Linked DNA regions of Mus musculus: region 1 is linked to region 2. Evidence: chromatin contacts called from ENCODE POLR2A ChIA-PET data. All regions are on one chromosome and are shown on one strand. Each heading gives the region's core, a stretch centred on a gene start or an enhancer-like site at or near the end of the contact. The rest is flanking DNA. Distances are from core to core; before and after follow the strand shown. Region 1 holds the start of Ccnk (cyclin K). Region 2 holds the start of Evl (Ena-vasodilator stimulated phosphoprotein).

Evidence for each region. ChIA-PET counts read pairs that join two places held with the same protein, here RNA polymerase II (POLR2A).
Region 1: POLR2A ChIA-PET joins it to region 2 with 10 read pairs in embryonic stem cell. The contact joins the promoter of Ccnk here to the promoter of Evl in region 2. POLR2A ChIA-PET finds 5 or more read pairs at or near these places in 2 of 5 experiments (Patski and embryonic stem cell).

The regions. Positions count from the first base shown.
Region 1 is chr12:108,176,382-108,181,691 of GRCm38, forward strand. Ccnk (cyclin K) reads left to right here and starts at 3,357. Exons shown (of 12, transcript NM_009832.2): 1 at 3,357-3,499. It overlaps Setd3 (SET domain containing 3), which reads right to left and starts at 2,903. Exons shown (of 13, transcript NM_028262.3): 1 at 2,772-2,903.
Region 2 is chr12:108,551,377-108,556,794 of GRCm38, forward strand. Evl (Ena-vasodilator stimulated phosphoprotein) reads left to right here and starts at 3,344. Exons shown (of 13, transcript NM_007965.3): 1 at 3,344-3,837. The coding sequence starts at 3,833. It overlaps Gm16596 (predicted gene, 16596), which reads right to left and starts at 4,242. Exons shown (of 3, transcript NR_045753.1): 1 at 4,003-4,242.

The DNA of each region.
Region 1 (5,310 bases), core at 2,107-4,606, 370 kb before region 2:
TGTAACAAATGGTTCCTCTGCTTCTTTAGAACAACACAGCTTGCCTCCATTCCCAGGACTTTGCTCTAAGAGGAAACACACTGAAATTCGTCTGCTCCAGGAAAATCACCAGGCTCAGTAGCCAATAGCAGGCCACCACTTTCTCAAGATGGGAACTTTCCAGCAAACTACACACAACAAACACAGTTCCATTTCTAGCAGCTACTTCTGAGTCAAACTGAGACAGACTCTGTAAGTAAAACAGTTCAGAAACTTGGAAAGCCTCGCTCGCCCTGCTTGCAGGGGCCATAGTGTATTTCACTCACAGTTTTACAAACATTCCATCCTCACAGCATCAATCAGTCCAATGTTCCATTGCAGATTCAGCCACCAGCAGGTGGAAATAGGTAAGGGGACAGACAAAGTTCACCACTACTGAACATATAATACAAAGCTCTTCTGGTGACTACTCCCTGAAGGACACAATGTGACAACTATTTGCATGGCAGAGACATTGTAATAAGTACTGGAAGCAATATACAGACAACTCAAACCTTGAGAGAGGTTAGTGTGCAAGTTAGATGCAAATACTTCCCCACTGCATATAAGGTCTGAAGCAGTTAAGGGTGGGGATAAGGACAACCTCTGTGGACTGGGGACTCTCCTAGATTTACTACAAGCAAACCTACTCTATGTGTTCCTGGTGCAACTATGTTGAGCACAGTCATCTTTAACATTCTCTTTTAGGTGATCAAGATTTAGGTTACTGACTGTTCACCACAGTGCTGAACATAGAAACAGTTTTCTAGTGGTTGACCTATGGAACAATAACAATAAAAAACTGAATATTGCCTCCTCATTGTCTTATAATCACATGGCTTCTAAAGAAATGGTTTAATCATCTTTAAATTTGGCCTAAATATGCATCACATAAAAAAGATAGTCAATGACAATGATATGTTTGTACTGAAGATGGAATTCAGGCCTTCTCACACAATAAGCAAACACTCTAACACTGAGCTAGATCCCCAGCCAGTCAGGGTCTCTCACACAGTCTAGGCTAGCTTTAAACCTAAGATCCTCCTGCCTCAGGCCCCTGAGTAGCAAGGGCTAATGTTAGCTATGCCACAAGGCCCAGCTAACAGCATTTCAGTGAGAATTTTACTGGACATTTATAAACAGAAAAGGAACAGAAACCCTCATTGCTAGAACCCACATCAGCACAATGTTTGGATCTTCAAGTCCAGCATAGCTCCACTGAGATGTTTGCACAGTGAAAAAGGAGGGAGAAATAGCAACTACTTCCCTCCAAGGGAACTAGAGTTGCATATCCAGATATTAGTAATATCTCAAAAGAGAAAGGAACGCACGGTAAAAAGAAGGTAGGGGCAATAAAGACCAAGGTTGTTTAGAGTCCCAGTAAGATGTTCTTTTTTTCTGTAGCTTTTCAGAACTTGGTTTTGCAAACTGTTTTCTTAAGCCCTAGAAAAACTCCTTCCCAAATGGCTGGAATTCCACCAAAATATCAATCATGGCGCCCCAGAGACCCATCTATAAAGTGAGCCTCTACAGGTAGGAGCCTACATACACACTGTAGGTTCCAGTGAGTCTAGACAAACTTTTTAACTTGGGGAGGAAATGTCCTTTTATACTGCTGTATTTTAAGGGTGCGTTCACTTAAAACTCCCCAAGACTATCACTGTTTAAAACTCATTTTAAAAACACCCTCAGCATCGCCTTTGAAAGGGAAATGGGAACAGTATCACATATGAAAAACCCACACTTTCAGTGTCCAAGTCTGGTTTTAGTTTTTGTGTGTTTTTTGAAAGGGTCTCCCTATGTAGCTCTGGCAGGCCTGAAACTCCGGATTCCCTGCCTCAGCCTTCCTGGATGCAGTTCTGTTACATCTATCAGTAAAACCTCAATCTTCTAAGGGTCTGCAAAGGCAAGATGGCTGTCAACATCCTGTTCAAATGTGTTTACTTCGGTAACAACACCGTTTTCGTTTAGAAATGGATTACAGCATGTCCCGAGTCATCTTTACGCGTGCACCCCTCCAGAAACGCACCAACGTCCTCTCCCGACACGACGCGGAGGGGGTGAGGCCCCTCGGCAGCCAGTGGCGCACGTCACTAATCAGCTCCTTCTCCAAGAGTGGCAGGCGGGGAGAAGAGGCAGAGTCGCATGCCCAGGCTGCAGCCGCAAGAAGGAAGAGTTGAAAATCGGAATGGCAAACTCCGAGAGCACGGACCGCTTCTCTCTCGCAGCGCGCTCGTCGCGTGTGGACCTCGGCCAGGGGCGCGTGGGAAGAAACCTGACCTATTTTCTACGCCCGCCTTTGCGAGCGGGCAGTGGAGGACAAGGCGCGGGGGCCGGGCTCCCCGTGGGCAACAGAGAGCTGCAGAGGGGCCTCGGCCCCAAGCCGCGTGCGCCTGCCACCGGAGGAAGGAAACCAAGGCTGCAGCCCGCCGCACGCAGTCCCAGCGCCCCGCGCGCACTCCGGGCCCCGGCCGTACCCGAGGGCGGCGCCCAGGCCGCGCCCAGGCCGCGCCCTGAACCTGCCGCCTGCCCCCGTCCCGGTGGAAGAGGGAAGCTGCAGACGCTCGCCAGTCCCCTCAGGGACCGGGCCTGCCGGGCCTCGGAGCCCACAGCCTCCCAGGCCCTGAGAACTCGGTCGCGGCCGAGCACCGGACCTCGGAGTCCGCACGCTCGGCCTCACCTCCTTAAGGAGCGGTGGAACCCCGTCCCCTCAGCCCGCGGGCCGCACGCGGGTGCTTGCCGTCCGCACTCACCTGCCCGCTTCGTCTTCGCGCAGCGGCGGCGCCACACTCCGGCCGGGACCCCACCGTCCGCCTCAACCAACCCCCAGGCGGCGGCGGCGGCGGTGGCGGCGGCGGCCGGACGGGAGGGGCTGGACGGCAGCCAGAGACAGCCCCGCCGCCTAGGCCCAACCCGGCTCCGCCCGCCCCTGGGCCCCGCCCACGGGCCGCCGCCGCCGTTCATTGGCCCGCACCTAACACGCCTCGGCGCGGCTCCGCCCCGCCGCCCATCCGCCCGCCAGCCAGGGTGCTGATCAGCCATTGGACATCAGCAACCGGGGCGGAGCCGTATCCGAAGACTCGATTGGTTAGATCTCGCGCTGTGATTGAACGACGGGAGCCCTGGCTCCGCCTCCGGGCCGAAGTTCCGTTAACAGGTTCGGTTGCTCCCGAACTCCCTTTCGCCAAGGGGGTGGGGCGATGGGAGGGTGTGTGCGAGTGTTTCCCCTCCCCCTACGGGCCGCAGTCCACAAGGCCGCAGGGTAGGCGGAGCGGCGACTGTTGACTTGTTACTTTTTTTCTTTTTTTTAGCTTTACTTTCTTCTAATTGGTTGACAGGCACCTGACTTTCGCCGCCCCCTCCGGCCGCTTCTTAACGTCCCGAGACGCAGGGAAATGACGTAGTTCCCCGACATTCCACCTCCAAGATGGCTGCTGTCAGGAAGGAGAGACGTCGCTGAGGGTTTTGCCTGAGGCGAGGGGTGAGTATCTAGCTGGCCGCGGGCAGCGCCGCCCACCGTCTGCGCTCCTGGTGGTCCGAGGAGGGTATTTTCCAGCTGCCTGGGTTCTACGGAAGAGTCCGGCTTCCCGGATTCCACCGCCCTCCTTGGAATCCCTGATGCACGTTGAAATTAGCAGGCGACGCGGGGTTGGCGGCGAGGGAGCTTCGGGACAGGGTCGGGTCCTCTGGGGTGCGCCGCTAATGCCTGGAACTGGAAGCTGACCTCGCAGAGGAAAGTGGTTGCGGTTTGGGGGATTCCTAGCCGAGGAATAAAAGGGTGGCGGGGCTTACACGCACAGACCCTGCCTCAGACCGACCCGGTCACCCACGGCTTGTGGATCCCTCTGTTAAGTAGGATTGAGGCTTTGGAAAGTGTTCCGTGACTCTTGAACCACGGAACTCAGGTAGGACCAGGAATGAAAAGGGACTTCCTCGATAAGACTCGTTCTTACCCAGACGTCATCCTCTCCTGAGTGCTTGTTTGCCTCGGTGTTAGGGGAACTGATCTTTATTAAGTTGAGAAATAACATGTATATGTTAATCTGAAAACGTTTAAGCAGTTTAACCTGCCTAATGTATTCTTGGTGGTGTTCTTAACTTTGGACTACCAATAAAACACAGCTTTCCATAAGTCACTCAGTGTTTAAAATCAGTTATCACAGACTGGCTGTCTTCCTACGTAACCCTGGCTGGTGTGTAGCTCTCTCTGTAAACTAGGCTGGCCTCCAGCGCAAAGATATCTTCCTGCCTCTGCCTCCAGAATGCTGGACTTAAAATTAAAAAGTCATGTGCCATGAGTCTTAGCTAAAGACTGGCCTTTTAGGTTTTAAAGACAAACCTCACACAGGTGGTATCTTGATATATGTTGTTTAAAGAATAATTGGCCAGCATTTTGCAGTTGTGGGTGTCTTTAACTTTTTTTTTATGAGTGATTCCATGAAAGTGTAGTGATTTCAAGCCTCAATACCTAGAACATTATATGGCACTTAGTAAACTATTGCTGAATGAATGATAATAGTTGAGAAATAGTAATGTTGATAAACATTTTGATTAAAATTGTTAGTGTCAGTTGGGTGGTAGTGGTGGCTCACATCTTTAATTAGAACACTTGGGGTCAGGGGCATGCAGATCTGTCTGAATTGAAGGCCATCCTGGTATACAGATCAAGTTCCAGAACAGCCGAGGCTACATAGAGAAGCAGTGTCCCAGAAACCAAGAGAGAGAGAGAGAAGCTGTTAGTGTTGTCAAAATCTGTTTGCTAAATAATCGATGGCAAGTCAAAAATTGCCCACGATAAATAAAATTGGTTTTAGGTGTTTCCTTTTTTTGTAGGAATTTCTTAAACAATAGCTAGTTAGGTTAAGTCTAATTCGTATTCTTAAGAGCAGATACATTACATAGCATTTATGTTGCAGAGTAATTTCAATGTCACGTAACTGTTGAGAGCTTTTGAGAAGTACTACAAATACAGTTAACGATGGAGGACTGTGATAGAGGCCAATCCCTGTCTAGAATCTTCTTAAAGTATAGATCAGCTATCTCTTTGATGTAAGAACTGATTAATGATCCAACTTCTGATAGAAAAAAGCTAAGTGATACAGATTGCATTCTTGTTGATAAAGGGTAGAACCAGGGCTGGAGAGATGGCTTGGTAGCTAAGAGTACTTGCTGTTCTTTCAGTGCACATGAGTTTTGTTCCTGAACACACATGACAGGCAGTTTCTGAAAACCCGTAATCCCAGCCACAGATAATCCACTCCTCACTACTGGCACCTATATACATGTGATTTA
Region 2 (5,418 bases), core at 2,094-4,593:
GTTTATTATTTTCTTGCCATGTCAGCAACAGAACACTAATGCACTGTGTGAAAGAGAATCTGACTGGCCCTAGGGCTTTTCACTGCAGCGTAGAGCTAGAAGCCTAGCAACAAATCCCAAGGTTTGGCTTGTTTGTTTGTTTGTTTGTTTGTTTTCCCAACTCTACTGAGCTAGAATTTGCATCCTCTCAAGCATACCTGGTATAAGTACGCACTCATTGGTTTTAGCATATTCTAGAATGTGCCCCTGTCGCTACTACTTTTAGATCATTTTTTTTTTCTCATCTCTCCAAAGAAACCTCATTCTCTAGGGCTGCCATGACAAAATACCACAGGCGTGTGACTAAACAATAGTTTGGAAGGCTGGAAGTACAAATGAAAGGTACTAGCAGTGTGGTGTGTGTCATGGGCTCGTGTGTTTGAACACTTGGTCCCAAACTGGAAGAGTGTGGGATCGTAGGAGGTCTGGCTTGCAGGAAGAAGGGGCTCACTGGGGATGGGCCTTGAGGTTCCATCCCACTTCCCGCCCACTATCATCCAATAAGCCAAAGGCTAAGCGTGCCATTGGACAGCATCTGAGGCAGGGGCGCTGTAACCGCCCACCTGATGTTTCCACTGCTTATTTGGAAAATGCCTTGACTTCTTACTTTCTTTTGTTTTGCCACTCTAAATACATATCTTTATTTTTATGTGCATTGGTGTTTTGTCAGCATGCATGTCTGTGTGAGGGTGTCCGATCTCCTAGAACTGGAGTTTCAGACACTTCTGAGCTGCCATGTGGGTTCTGGGAATTGAACCTGGACTGAGCCATCTCTCCAGCCCTCTTTTGCAATTCTAAAAACTTCTTGAAGCTTTTACCACATTGGAGCATGGTGTTTGGTGTAAATCTGTGTTCCCTAGCCATGGTCACTCATATTTGGCTCTAGAATAAACTCTCTCTTATTCCCTTTGAGATGACAGCTTTGTTTTTGAGCTGACAATAGAAAAGTGTGCCGACTTTTATCTTTGAACAGCAACTCTTCTGTTTATTATCTGACTGCCTCTAATTAATATCCTGAATATTTGAAATTACGTACTTTTGGTCGCAAGAAGTATTTCTTACCCTCAGATTGTTCCCCCTCAGTGTCTTTTTGACTTGGGCTGGCAAGATGGCTCAGTGGGGAATGGCATTCAATTTGCTGCACATGAATATTCAGTTTGCAGCCTCCAGCCCTTTGAAAAGCATCAGTAAGCCACTCATAAGGGCAGAGAGCCCTGTGGCCCAGGGTCTCCCTCTGAGGTCCCATGTTGTTGCATTGGACTCTAAGTTTCCAAAACATACTCTTTGGGAGATACAGTGAAACACCATGACAAGGCTCCTCGGAGTTTCTGACCAGTCTACCCAAGGAATGTAGCTGGCAATAACGTCTTAAATGGTGGAAACTCTCAGCTTAGCTCCAGGCAGGATTGTAACAGCCGTGAGCTTCATTCAGCCTCTTAAGGTCCACAGAGCCTGCGGGACGGTTCCCTCCCACCCCATCAAATGCCTCCTGTCTCGGTGTCTTCCCAAGGGCGGCTGCAAGGCTGTGGTGTAGAAACTGTCTCTCTTCAAGCTGTGCACCGTTATCTTAAGGAGAGTCACCTGAAGCTGAAGAGCTCAATCTGTGAGTCAATACAGGAACCCCAGGCTAACCTCAAGTTGTGAGAGCAAAATGGATCAAAGGTAATTTTTATTTCTTGCCAGAATGGAACACAGCACCCTTTGTCAGTCATTCCTGCCAACCGCTGCCAAGTACTTCCATAGATAAGGGGACAGGCATTGTGAGAGAGGGAACGTCATCGTCCCCACCACACTCAGTGAATTCCTAAAACCAGCAGCTCTGGTCCCAAGGATGTCTCTGCAATCTGTTTCTTTCATCAGAGGGCTCCGTGAGCTGCCAGAAGGGCCGGGCCAAGACAGACAGGGACCACTCCCATCCTCTGCTGTATCCTGCTTCCCTGTGGAGGCTGCTGATCTTTGTCTAAACCAGCCCTACATTTAATGCCAAACATGTTTATCCAGTAGGTGGGAATCCCGAAGCTCACCTTACAGGCTGCTGAGGATCTGTTGAGGCACCAAGGTCAGTAGGAAACAGACTGAAAGGGACTTGCTCACATTTCTCCCTACCCCCACCCGCCCTTCCCCTTTCCCTAACAGCTAGCCATTTGAAGCCAACCTCTCTTGAGCAAAGCAGAAAGAAGGCTTTATTCCTTGGATGTAGAAGAACTTGGTGTTTCCCACTCTTCTGATATAAAATGTTACAAAAAGTTAAACAGTTTTTGAAACATGTGGCCTCAAAAAGATTTCTTTTTGGAGGCCACCGGTTCTTGGCTTTGGAAAATGGGTTCTCCTCAAAAGTGTCAGTGATTCTAGTGTGGGGTGCAGAGGAAGGACACTATCTTTACAGCAAACCCACCAACTAATTCTTCCCTCCAAGTTACAGAATGGCAACAACTTGTTAGACCCCAGGGACAGACACCTGGAGATTGGTGGAAAAGCACAATGTCTGGCTGGAATAAAAGTGTGCACCAACCCGGACTCTCCTGGGGACACCTGGAATACCTTCAGGTGACCTGAGGCCTGAGTATTTTCATAACTCTTAGGATGTGACAAGGCTCTTCTGTAACAAAGAGACCAATCTGGTTCCCAGGAAGAAGGGAACACATGAGGTTAGGAGAACTATAACCTCAGGCATTGCTAACAGTACTGCAGAGCAAGGGATCCGTTTAAAAATTGCAACTTTCAGCCCATAATGCTCTGTTCTGAATGCACTGGAAAGCCGGTTCAGTAGGGCTCCACGTGCCTCCTGGCACTCTCCCCGCTCAGCCTTGCCTCACAAATCACACCCTTTGCCCTAAGCCTCTCCACCTGCCCTTTTCTATACAACTCCTCCACCACCAGGGATTCTGTGGGGTCTCTGCCCGACTCTGCTCGCCTAGCTCCAGGTCAACGCCCCAAACCCCGGCCCCAGGCCCACCACCCTCCAGCCCTTTCCGCGGAGCTCCGCTTTGTCTCTCCCTACTAACCCCATCCTCCAGGCCTCTCCTAGACCTAAGATCCCTAAGCTTTCCCGTTAAGGTCGCCCCGGTCTTTCTCTCGCAGACAAGACCCTGGAATTCACTAAGTTAACCCCATTCCTCTAAGCTACAGTATCTCCTTTGGGACCTTAGGCCACGCCCCCCGTCTTGCCCCCAGGCCCGGTTGCCCAGCCACCCTTTCCACAAAGCTTCGCCCCGCCCCTCTGAACCTGGGCCACACCCCTGCCCCGCCCCTCACGCCCCGCCCTCTTAGAGGCGCGGACCACGGAGCCCCGCGCCTTTTGTGTGGAGCTTCGCTGCGGCGCGCGCTCATTCCCTCCGCGGCCGCCGACCGAGGGGCGTCGGCGCGCGCAGTCTCCTCGGCGGGCGGAGGGGTCCTCCGCCCCGCGTGCACCCCGCACCCCGGACCCCATCCTCCGGCCGCCGCCCCGAGTCTCAGGCGGACGCGCGCGCTCGCTCCCGCCCGCGAGACCCCGCCGCTCGCCCCCTCCCCCGGCCCGTCGGCGGGCGGTCGGGACGCGCACGCGCCGGCCCGGGCACGCGCGCCCGCCAAGATGGCAGGGGCCGGGGCCCAGCTGTCAGTCGCCACCGCCGCCGCCGCCGCGGCCGCGCTGCCTCGCAGCTAGCGGCCCGGACGCCCGCCGGAGAAGATGAGCCCCCGCCGCCGCCTGCAGCCCAGCCAGACGCGGAGCCGCCGCGCCCGGGGTCGGCTGCCCCGCTAGCGTCCCGTCGCGCCGCGCTTTCATCCCCGGCCCCGTGCCCGCCCGGCAGCCACGATGAGGTGAGTCGGGGCCTCGAGCGCAGCGAGGCCTGGAGCGCCCGGCGTGGAGGGTGGGGTGCCCGGGCATCGAAGCGGCCCCAGAGCCCCCAGCCGGCGGCCCAAGCACCAGAAGACGCTCAGGCCGCGGGGTCCGCGGGAGGCCGCGCCCGCCTTGCGGTGCCTTACCGCTGCGCGCGCCGCGCCGGCGGTCCACACTTTGCCATCCGCACGGAGCTCTTCTCCATTAGGGCGCTCTCCTCTTCACCTTTCTCTTCTGACCTGTCCCCTTTCTCTTGCCAACCCTCAGAGTGTGCAACCCCAAAAGGTACGGCTTTTGATGTGCCACTCAGCTAGAACCTTGTCAACACCCAGAAACCCGCGTGCCCTCTTCATTTGCTGCACCCAGCCTTCCTTTCCAGACTAACCTTAGCCTGCTTTCTGGGGTGGGGTGGGGCGCGGGGCAGCGTATGCCGGGTTTTCTTTCTCTCTTTCTTTTTCTTTTTTTCTGTGCAATTTTATCTTCTAGGCACATCTTTCTTAAACACCGTAGCGTCCAATTGTAGATTCGGTTCACCTGTTCTGTGAACTGTTTAAATCAAATAATGCACTGTTGTAATTTTTGTGTCTGCCTACTTTCATCAAAGATATTTCTGAAGTTCGTCCATAGTGTTTCTATTATCTACTTACTGTCCTGCATAGTATAGATAGTACACACTGTATCCATTCTACTGTTAGTAGACTTTTGAGTTGTGTGTAGCTTTTCCCCATTAACGTTGCAATGAATATGCCGGTGGGTGTACTTCCTAAAGCATTCATATCTATTGAGTAGATAGTTTCCCTACCCACAAGTAAGTTGGGTTTTTTGTTTGTCTGTTTGTTTTGTTTCGTTTTTTTGTTTGTTTGGTTTTTTTTACATAAAAAACATGTACATCTTTTGTCGTAGTTGATAGAACTAAATCCCCAAAATCATGTTATCACTTTATACCAGCAAGCATTTACTAGCCCTTGTTTAAAAATTCCTGACACCTCTTGGTATTGTCTGTGTGAAATTTTAGCCATTATGGTGAGTGTGAAGTGACATTCCATCAGGGTTTTAATTTGCAGTTTCTGGTTGACTAAAGCGACTGATTGTCCATTTGTGTGTGTTTGGTGGTTTTTTTGTTTTTTGTTTTTTAAATAAAGTGTCTGTTTAAGTATTGTCCAGTTTAGCTTCTTCTTAATTAGTAGAGTTTCCTATTTTTAAGTGAAGAAGATAGCTTGTTAACATTTTGAAGAAATGCTAGTATTTTGCTTTTCATATGAAATGATGCTGTCTACCTGGAGTTGGTTTCTGTGTAATGTGGAAACAGAATTCATGTTTTACTTTCTCCTAGCATGATTTATTCCTCGCTGTTTACCAAGATCACCGTTTCCATCAACTGCAATGCCACCTTTGTCACCTTCCAGTCTTCCATGTGGGGTCATTTCTGTCTGTCTGGAGAACATCTTTTAGTGTTTGTCTTTCTGCCTATTGCAGTGTTGGGTATATCAGACCAAGGGTCTTGTATGCATCCACTGGTTGAATTCCGAAGCTTTTGTCTGTTTGTTTTTTGTATCTTTTAT